Regions from separate parts of the Homo sapiens genome. Here region 2 is linked to region 1. A link is a contact called in ENCODE Hi-C data. All regions are on one chromosome and are shown on one strand. Each heading gives the region's core, a stretch centred on a gene start or an enhancer-like site at or near the end of the contact. The rest is flanking DNA. Distances are from core to core; before and after follow the strand shown. Region 1 holds the start of TAOK2 (TAO kinase 2). Region 2 holds the start of FBXL19 (F-box and leucine rich repeat protein 19).

Region 1 (4,524 bases), core at 952-3,451:
CCTCAAAGACTGCTGCTTCTGAGTCCCCGAGAACCTCTTCAACCACAGCTCTCCCTTAGGGACTGGGAACAATTTGACACCGTCAGCATTCAATATTTTTCTAATTACTTTAACTTTTTTATTATAAAATAGTTAACACTTATGTAGAAAAGTCCAATAGTATAAAAGGACAGCTTGGCAAATTATTATAAAGTGGATACTTATAAATACCACTGAGTAGAATATTACCAGCTGTCCAGAAACCCCCCATGGTCCCTTCCTTCCTGACAATGCCCTCTCTCTCCCTAGAAATTACTGTCCTGCTTTATAATGTATTGCCATGTATGTATTCCTAAATAATATAGTTTGGTTTTACTTATTTTTGAAACTATGTAGACAGAATCATACACATTCTTTTGTGGCTGACTTCTTTCAAGCAACATTGTGATTTTAAGACTCATAACTAGTTCACATCCAAGCATTTGGGTAACAATGGTGAGTTAAGAGGGTTCACATTTGATGATTTGTCCTGAATATGAACCATGTTTGTCTTGCTTTTGTCCTGAAATTCCAATACCCAGTTTTATGATGGAAATTTTGTAAAATTCAACTTGAACCGCTCAGAAGAGTCTAACTGATGATACTCATTTACTGGGGACATAGTATGTGCCCAAGAACTTGACATGCACCTTCTGTCTTCCATTTAGTCATCGTTACCTTTAGAAAAAGCTGATTCCGTTAACAAGATCTTTGGAGGGAATCAGCTTCACAAACGTAGCAGTGGGTGGGGGTCATGTTGGTTAACCAGTTCACACATCAGCTCACTAAAGGAAAAAATATTTCTGCAAAAAATCTTCACTTGTCAGAGGGGGGTGCATGAAATTTGAGAGCCATGTGTTATGCATCCAGCTCTTGAACTGGTCTCAGCTTCAGCTGGCTGCAGTGCCCTAGGAAGTTACTATGGGAAAAGTGGAAATAGTTGAGGCCCAGGGAACTGATCAGGCCAGAGGAAGTGGAAGCTCAAGATCAACTGTGCTTATTTTGCTGATGGCTGGGCCTAAATGCCCCAACCACCTACTTGGGACAGGAAATGACAGGACCCTCTCAACCTTGGACTGGGAAAGGAGGGCTTCCTGGCCCCTGACAGACCCTGGGGTCCTGAGGCTACCTTAGTTGGGATTAAATGCCCGTATTGGTCTCTAGCTGTCACTCCCTCTGCTCCTTCCTCAATTTCTGCACACATCTCAGAGCTTCCTCTAGCAGCTCTTCGACCTGTTTTGTTGTTTTATTTTCTTTCTCCCCAGGTGTGAATCAACTTCTTGGGCCTTGGCTCTGAGTTGGAAAAGGTTTTAGAAAAAGTGAAGAGCTGGAATGTGGGGGAAAATAAAAAGCTTTTTTGCCCAGTGGCGTGTATGGTGTTTATTGGGGGTTGGATTGAGGTGGGGATTTTAGGGTAGGCAGGCTTAGAAGTTTTGGGGGACTCTTTCCTGTTGACTCTCTAGTTTGGACACAGGTTGGCATAGGGCATAGGTTACTTGAGCTCTCCCCATGGTTGACTTGGCTTTGGTAAACACCTGTCTTGTTTTCTTCTACGAAATAAAATGGATAATTACAGTTAGTTGGGCGGGTGGGGTGTCAGGTCATGGAAATGCTGTGACATAAATGCACTGTGACCTTGGCAAGTCTTGCAACCTGCAGCGCCTCAATTTCCGTAAGAGATTTGACCGATTGAGTTTTCCCAGCGTCGACGCGCAAAGATTCCTCGCACTTGGAGGCCCTTTTCCAGGTTAGATGGTTGCTAACCTCGGAGCAGTCTATTTTCCCGCCTTTTCCGCGCCCAGCAGCAGCTTCCTTTGCCCCTCCCAACTTCCACCCTGCGCGCAGTCGCAGATCGCCGCTGCTGTCCGTCCACCCGCGCCCCCTCAAAGCTTCCCCTAGCAACAAGCTCGGGCTCAGAGCGAAGGCGGGGCGAGCGCATGCGCTGCAGCTCTGTCCACCGCCAGTCGTGGGACAGAGTGCCGGGCTCCTCCCCTTGCAAGTCTAGCTCTTCTCCCCGCCTCCTCCGGCCTGGGGTCCGCGTGGCGGGGCGGGCGCGCACTCGGGCTTGGCGGCTGCCGGTCTCCCAGGCCGCGGCAGTGAGGAGAGAGGGCGGGGCTGAGTCCTCTGCGCCCCCGCCCCCTTTAGCCCGGCGTCCCTACCGCGCCTGCGCGCTCCCGCCCGGTCTCCATCTTGGAATTGGGAGGAAGAGGGAGAGGGAGACCGGGACGAGACCGGGGCTGTGGTGCGGAGAGAGGCTGAGACGGAGAAGAGGAGAGGCAGAGAGGGCGCGGGGACCGTCAGCAGCACCTTAGCTACAATCGTTCAGCTATTCTCGGAAGAGAGAAGGGAGAGGGAGGAGGCCGGGGCGGGAGTGGGGGCTGTCACCCTCGGACCCCGGCGTGAGAGGGGCCGTGCGGCCGGACGTCCTCGGGGTGGGCCCCCAGTCGGTGGCCGAAGACCTACAGCTCAGGCCCCTGGGTCCCAAATTTCCAGGCTTTGCCCCTCCTCCTTTCTCAGATACCCGGGTAACAGTCCTCATAGTCCAGATATCCGGGACTCGGGTCCCAACCTCTCTAAACCTGGGTCTCTGTTTCATAGAATTTCAAATATCAGGTTCAGGCCCCTGCGTGCACCAGTATCCGGGGTTCATTCCCCGGGCGTTCAAATATCGGATTCAGTCTCCATCCCGTTCAGATATTCGGGGTTCAGACCCCACAATCAGAAATCCGGAATTCGGCAGCTGTCGCCCTCGACGAGGGGGAGGACTGGACCGCGAGGTCAGATTAGGTTGTCACCCCCTCCCCTCCAGGGGAGGCTTCCCGGGCCCGCCCCTCAGGAAGGGCGAAAGCCGAGGAAGAGGTGGCAAGGGGAAAGGTCTCCTTGCCCCTCTCCCTGCTTGGCAGAGCCGCTGGAGGACCCCAGGCGGAAGCGGAGGCGCTGGGGCACCATAGTGACCCCTACCAGGTGAGACACGGGGTGCAGGGGCGCGGGTCCCTGTGTCTAGTTCTGAGAAGAAAGGGTGCGCCTTTCTGAGAAGCTGGACTTGGGTAGGCCCTCTCAGGATGGGGAAGCCCAGCTGAGCGAGTGGTCAGCCTCTGGCTAGCCTTGCCTTCTGTTGCCACCCCCTTCCCCTTCCTCTTCCCTTCATTGTGTCTGGTTGGTGGGGGACCTCAGGTGACAGGGTCTCTGATGTCACCGGCGTTCACACCCTAGGGTGCTTCAGCTAATCAGATGGATTTGCACTTCAGTCTTCTCTCCTTCACTTTGCCCCTCACAGCCACCTCTCCTCCCTGATATGTCCCGTTCTCCTGGCTATTCTGTGGTTTTGATTCCCATGCCTCTGATTCCCATGGTGGGTCTGCTTATCTGCTTTTCAGGCCTGGTCTGGTTGGATTTCTTGTCCTTGCAAGGAAGTGTGTGTATATGTGTTTGTGTGTATGCGTGTGTGTGTGTGCTTGGAGGTGCCTGGCAATGTTTTCCCCCAGCTGCAGTTACCTTCCAACCTCTTGCTGTGATGGTGTCAATAATCTCATCCATTTGTCAAACGATCTGTCTTTTACAAAGTGCTTTGACAGCCATTCTCTCATGTGACATCCCCGCATTCACCCTGTGGGGGCCTCTTTTATTGGCATCTTCCCATTTTACAGTTGAGAACGTTGAGGCCGAGAGAGGTTGCCCAAGGTCACACAGTGGCAGAACCAGAATTTGAACTCAAGTCCTCAATCACATCTTTCCCTGATGCATGCCTGGTTCTTGCCATCTCTTTTCCTCTGAGTTTGGGCTCGGCCAGGGGTCCCTAGGAGTCCAGGCTGGGGTGAGGTTTAAGAATGGGGATGAGATGAGCTTCCTTTCCAGGAGGGCTCTACTCAGAAGCTTTTCCTGATGGGAGCCTCTGGCTTTTGCCTCTGCCTCATGGAGTTTTCTATCCACTGTGACCTTCATCTTTACCCCAATCCCAGGGTTTGGCCTGGATTCCTGAGAGGGCTCTCTCCTGACAAATGGTAGCACTAGTGGCATCTTTTAACTGTTCAAGCCAAGCTGTTGGGGTAGAATGATCCCCCAAAGGATTAAAGCTTTGTGGGGACCTTGGAGGCAGGGAAGGAAAAATCCATATGCTGAGTGTCTGCATGGTGTTCCTAAGTATGAGATCTCATTAAAATCTTAACAACAGCTCCATGCTGTAATCCATTTCACTGAAGAGAAGACCAAGAACTGGAAGGAACTTATTTAAAGCCCTGTTGCTGTACATTGCAGACGGGATGTACTGGTAGCATAGCTTAGGAACAGATAGATACGGGTTTCCTCATCTGTAGAATGGAGATAACATTGTTCGTTTTGGAAGGTGGTTATGATTTAGCACAGACCTTGGTTATTGTTCAAGTGTTTGTTGTTATTATGGGGAAGGGGACCTGCATGATGTTTTGCCAGTGGGTGGCACCCCTCCGTGTGGCCTAGGTTAGCATTCTGGGGCCTTGTGTTGGTAAAGAGGTCAGGAAGATTCCTTTG
Region 2 (4,524 bases), core at 732-3,231, 950 kb after region 1:
ACGGCAGAAAGATGAGAAGCCGTTCCATTTGCATAGGCAGTTGAAGTGTCTAGGCAGAGGCCTCCAAGGCTGACTGGATATCAGGCAGGGGATGAGGCTGGACAGCCTGCAATGCCTCCAACTCCAGGTTGCGGAAATCGTGTTTGTAGTACCTCAGTCGAATGGAGATTGAGCGCCCCCTGGGAGCAGTGCTCGGTAACAGACGCTGGAGGACCCCGATGAGGAGGGGCGGGGGTCGGTTCAATCTGGGAGGAGCCTGCGGGTCAGTTTTCTTCTCACAGGAGCGAACTCTGTCCGGCATCATGGATTCCTGGGCTCCCAGAACGGCTGGGCTGGAAGGGACCTTAGAAAGGGATCTACCACCGCGTGCCCCGTGCCAGAGTTGGGCACTTTGGTGACAAGAACATTGGCTTGTTTAACACTCACAACTGTGCTTCGAGGTGGGGATCATTATCCCCATTGTCCCCATTTTGCAGATGAGAAAAAGCAAGGTTTGGTGGCTTCCCGGGGCGGGGCGGGGATTCGCTGTGACTCCAGGTCCTTTTCCCCGGAGCCCGCACGTCTTGTAAGACACTGATTCCCGGAGGTCTGAGGAGCAGGAATCGAGTGGGAGGTGCCCAGGCTTTCTAGGGAACAAGAGTGTGAATGCACTCTCGACGAGAACCACGCCCCCCTGTTCGACAAGACTGATTCCTGCTGCCTTCCTTTAAGGGCCCTCCCCTGAAACGCGAAGTCCTCGCCCCATGGAGAGGCGGACATTCTTTATTCCCGGATCGCCCGACGTTTTTCTCCCCCACCCGCACTGATCCCCACTGGTGACATAAATCCTTCCCCTCCACTCGCGAGTGAAAGCTTGGGACTACATTTCCCGCCAGGCTGTTCAGAAGCCGGTGGCGGAGAGAGGAGAAAAGAGTCTTTCCGTTTCCGTCGCCTCGCAATTTGGCGTGTCCGCCGGGATTCACATTTCAACAGCGACGTCCTTTCTCTGTTGGACTCGGCAAGGAACTACATTTCCCAGCAGGCACCGGCGCAGAGGTCGAGGGGCGAGGTCGCCATCTTTTTCGTAGTCCTCTCCCTCATTTCCGCAGGGAAGAGGCCAGACGCCTGGACTACACATCCCATGTCGCAGTCGCCCCGGCCCTGCAGCCGCCATCTTTGCCGGTGGCCCCGCCCCATCCCCTTCCATTGTCTCGACTTGAGATGATAGACGGGAGCCGGGAGACTGCAACTCCCGTCAGGCCGTGCGCCACTGGTGGGGGGGATTTCGAGACCACAGGCGGGCGAGGTGCCCAAGGTGGTGGAAAGCGGAGACCGGGAGAGGCTAGGTAGCCTGCCATCTTTACGGTAGTCTCCTCGTCCTCCTGGTTCCGCCATTCTTAAGGAACACTGGAAGGCTATAAAACTACTAATCCCATCGCACCTCGTAAGATCGACTACTAGTCAGGTGTATGTCCCTCTTCCGCCATCTTGCTTGTAGTCCTCTTTCCTTTTCACCTTTCCATTGTTCCTGACGAGTAGAAATGGCAGCGGGAAGGCAGCAGATGGACTGCGACTCCCGTCAGGTACCACACACGCGGAGGGTTGTGGACAGGAGGGCGTGTGAGTGCCTGGGAAGGAGGTCGGGTCGGGGGAGAAGGCCATCTTGTTTGTAGTCATCGTTCCCTCTCCTTCTCGATGTTCTGCAACTGGGAGCCTCGGGGCAACGGGACTCTAACTCCCGGCATCCTCGGCTCCCGGCTGGGCACGCCCTCCGCCGTCCTGTTTGTAGTTCCCGCTGTCCCCAGCGTCCTATTGTTCCCCCGTAGCATCAGTGGCCGCAGGACTACAACTCCCGTCGAGCCCTGCGTGCGTTCGTCCTGGAAAGTGGAGGTGGTGGAGGAAGGAGGGGGAAGGGGGCGGGGTTCCTCTGGGAGAAGGAGGGAGTAAAGAGGGGGAGGAGGAGGAGGAGGAGGGAAGGAGGAGGGAGGGGAGGGGAGGGGGGAAGAGAGGAGGAAGGAGGAAGGAGCTGAGGAGGGATGAGAGAGGCGGCCAGGGCCCCGGGCCGTAGCAGCGCGGGGCTGGGGGACCAGGGGGGCTGAGACACCCCAACTGCCCCCTTCCCCTTTCCCTCTCCCCCTCTATCCTTTCCTTCCACCCTCCCGCTTGAGGAGGGGGATTTATTCAAATTTTATTTAAATCCCTATCTCCCGAGGGTCGCGCGCTTGGGGGAGGGGGAGAGGTCGGGGGTGCGCGCGGGCTGGGGGGGGCGGGGCCGGAGCAGCTTCCTTCACCTCCCCCTCCGCTCGCCTCGCAGCCGTAGGGCAGGGGGTCGCAGTCCAGGGGCGGGCCCAGGGGAGGGGGGCAGGTTACAGCGACCCCCCCCTCCCCGGGAACCGGCGGTGGGCGGGCTTGAACCCCGGAAACGGTGGGGGGGGCCCAGGCCTGGCACTGGACCCCTGGGCAGTGGGGTCCGGGAAGGGGCCAGTTAAAGGGCCAGGGGCGCTGGGGAGAGGCGGGGCGGGGTGGGGGGAGGGGAGCTGGGACTCGGACCCGGGACTGAGTGGGCCCCGGGCAGAAGCTGAGCACCCTGCGCCCAAGGAGCCCCCGTTGGCCTGGGGGGGCTGAGGGACTGAGCCTCCCAGAGCAGGACCTCCCCCTGGAAGGGCCGCGCCGCAGCCCGTGGGAGGGCCTCGCCCCCGGCGCCCCCCATCTCCACTCGCCGCCGTCCCGGCCTCCGCCGGAGGGAGGGGCCGAGCGCCCTCGGGGGGCCGTGGACCCCGGCGTTCTGAGCGTTCCGCGCCCCGCGCCGCCCGGCCCCCCCGCCGCCGATGGCCGCCGACCCGCCGGGAGCTGCCGAGAAGGGAGAGATGGCTCCCGGGACACGTGTGAGGTGGGTTCATGCGGCTCCTCCTCACCCCCAGACCTGGGCAGCGCCCACTCCCATTCATCCTCAGCCCGGCCTCTCTCTACCTTCCCCGCCCCCAGCCTCACCCTCTCTCTACTCCAAACTCATCTCCAGCCCTCCTTCCTATGACCTCTCCACCCTGGGGAACTGGCCCTCCTTCCTAGACCCTGCTTCCCCTTGAAAGCCCCCACCCCCGCCTGCAGTCGCCGCCCTCCAGGCCCCTCCCCTGGAGCGCTGGAGGGCCCCTTAGCCCCATGGATGGGTATGAAAGTCCCCGGAAAGGGGGAATCTGGGGTAAGACTGACTGGGAAGAGACCCTCCAGGCTTCTAATTCCACATGGGATCTTGGAGGATCTGGTTTCCATGGGAGGGGGAGCCCAAGGGATTCTAGATGATTAGGGATGAAAGCAGCCCGGGAAGCTGGGGGTCCTAGGACTGAGCCCATCCTCAGTTCTGGGAAGATGTCAGGCTGGATTCTAGAATCCCAAGGAATTTGGGAGATTGCCCAGGTGGACCTGAGGGATCCAAGAGGAGGGTGTCCTGGAGGAGGGAACCCTGTGGGGAACAAGAGGGGCTGAGATCTTGGGCTGAGAAGGGTCTCTGAAGAAGCATCTCCAGGGCTGTCAGAGCTCTGGGGAGTTAGTGGGCAGAGGAGATCGTTAGGGACTTGGGGGCAAGGATCTCGCTGGATCTGGTGAGGATAACTGGGTTGAGGGGAAGAGAGATTGGATGGCTGCTGTGGATGAAAAGGTTGGTGGGGCGGGGGGGAGGAAAAGTCCGGAGCTTCCGTCTAGGAATCTCTGGGTATCTGGGAGGTGAATCTGGGCAGTTTACCCCAGATTGAGGTTGGGGAGAGCCTGGGATATTCTACACTCGGATAACAGGGGAAGAGTTGGGATCTCTCCAAGCTAACACCACGGACAAGGAGTGCCTGGCCTTTCCAAGGAGCTCCGGTGTGGGGATGGCAGAGGAGAGGGCCTCGGTGTCCCCTCCTGCTCCCTGGGCTAGGGAAGGGACCCTGAGGAGGCGGTAGAGGAGCGAGGCCAGGAAGCAGTTCTTGGGCTCCTCTTGAGCTGCTGCAGGGAGACAGGCCTTGAGTAGAGGATTGGCCCCCAGATACACAGAAGGGGGTGACCTCCTTGTCCCCCTGAGGAAGAGGGCAGGCTCTAGCTGCCTGTAGGTGGAGGGACCTGTCAGGGGTCTCCCAGGCCAGGGCCCCAGTGGGCCCATCTGACCCTGCCACCATCCACCTACAGCCCTCGGCGTTGCTGACGCCCCCAATGTCGTCGAGCAGCCGGGGGCCGGGGGCCGGAGCGCGCCGACGCCGAACCCGCTGCCGCCGCTGCCGGGCCTGTGTGCGAACTGAGTGCGGGGATTGCCACTTCTGCCGAGACATGAAGAAGTTCGGGGGGCCCGGGCGCATGAAGCAGTCGTGCCTGCTCCGGCAGTGCACTGCCGTGAGTTCTGCCCCCACCTTTGGGCTCTGCCCACCCTTCCCAATACCTTCTTGGAATGGCTGGTGACTGCCTCCCAGCCTGTACTGTGGAGTGGCTGTTTGTTCACTCGTTCATTTCTTCCCTTCATTCACTAGTTTGTGTCAGTATCCATTTTTGTCCTCAGCTCCAAGCTGGGGGCAGTGT

What was found. Hi-C counts contacts between places; a loop is a spot of excess contacts on that map. Pooled maps may share reads with other maps.
Region 2: a loop to region 1 is called in a pooled map, with 20 times the contacts of the local background. The contact joins the promoter of FBXL19 here to the promoter of TAOK2 in region 1. A Hi-C loop is called at or near these places in 6 of 50 pooled maps.

The regions. Positions count from the first base shown.
Region 1 is chr16:29,971,667-29,976,190 of GRCh38, forward strand. TAOK2 (TAO kinase 2) reads left to right here and starts at 2,202. Exons shown (of 16, transcript NM_016151.4): 1 at 2,202-2,982. TMEM219 (transmembrane protein 219) reads left to right here. Exons shown (of 6, transcript NM_001083613.2): 6 at 1,284-1,382. LOC124903762 reads left to right here and starts at 1,956. Exons shown (of 2, transcript XM_047435036.1): 1 at 1,956-2,114; 2 at 2,331-2,969. The coding sequence starts at 1,956. The coding sequence ends at 2,969. RefSeq lists a silencer at 1,892-2,261 and enhancers at 2,685-3,456, 3,163-3,292, 4,094-4,524.
Region 2 is chr16:30,921,591-30,926,114 of GRCh38, forward strand. It overlaps FBXL19 (F-box and leucine rich repeat protein 19), which reads left to right and starts at 1,982. Exons shown (of 11, transcript NM_001382779.1): 1 at 1,982-2,869; 2 at 4,141-4,341. The coding sequence starts at 4,165. FBXL19-AS1 (FBXL19 antisense RNA 1) reads right to left here and starts at 1,679. Exons shown (of 1, transcript NR_024348.1): 1 at 1-1,679. RefSeq lists enhancers at 52-1,020, 761-1,580, 1,021-1,988, 1,611-1,700, 1,741-1,900.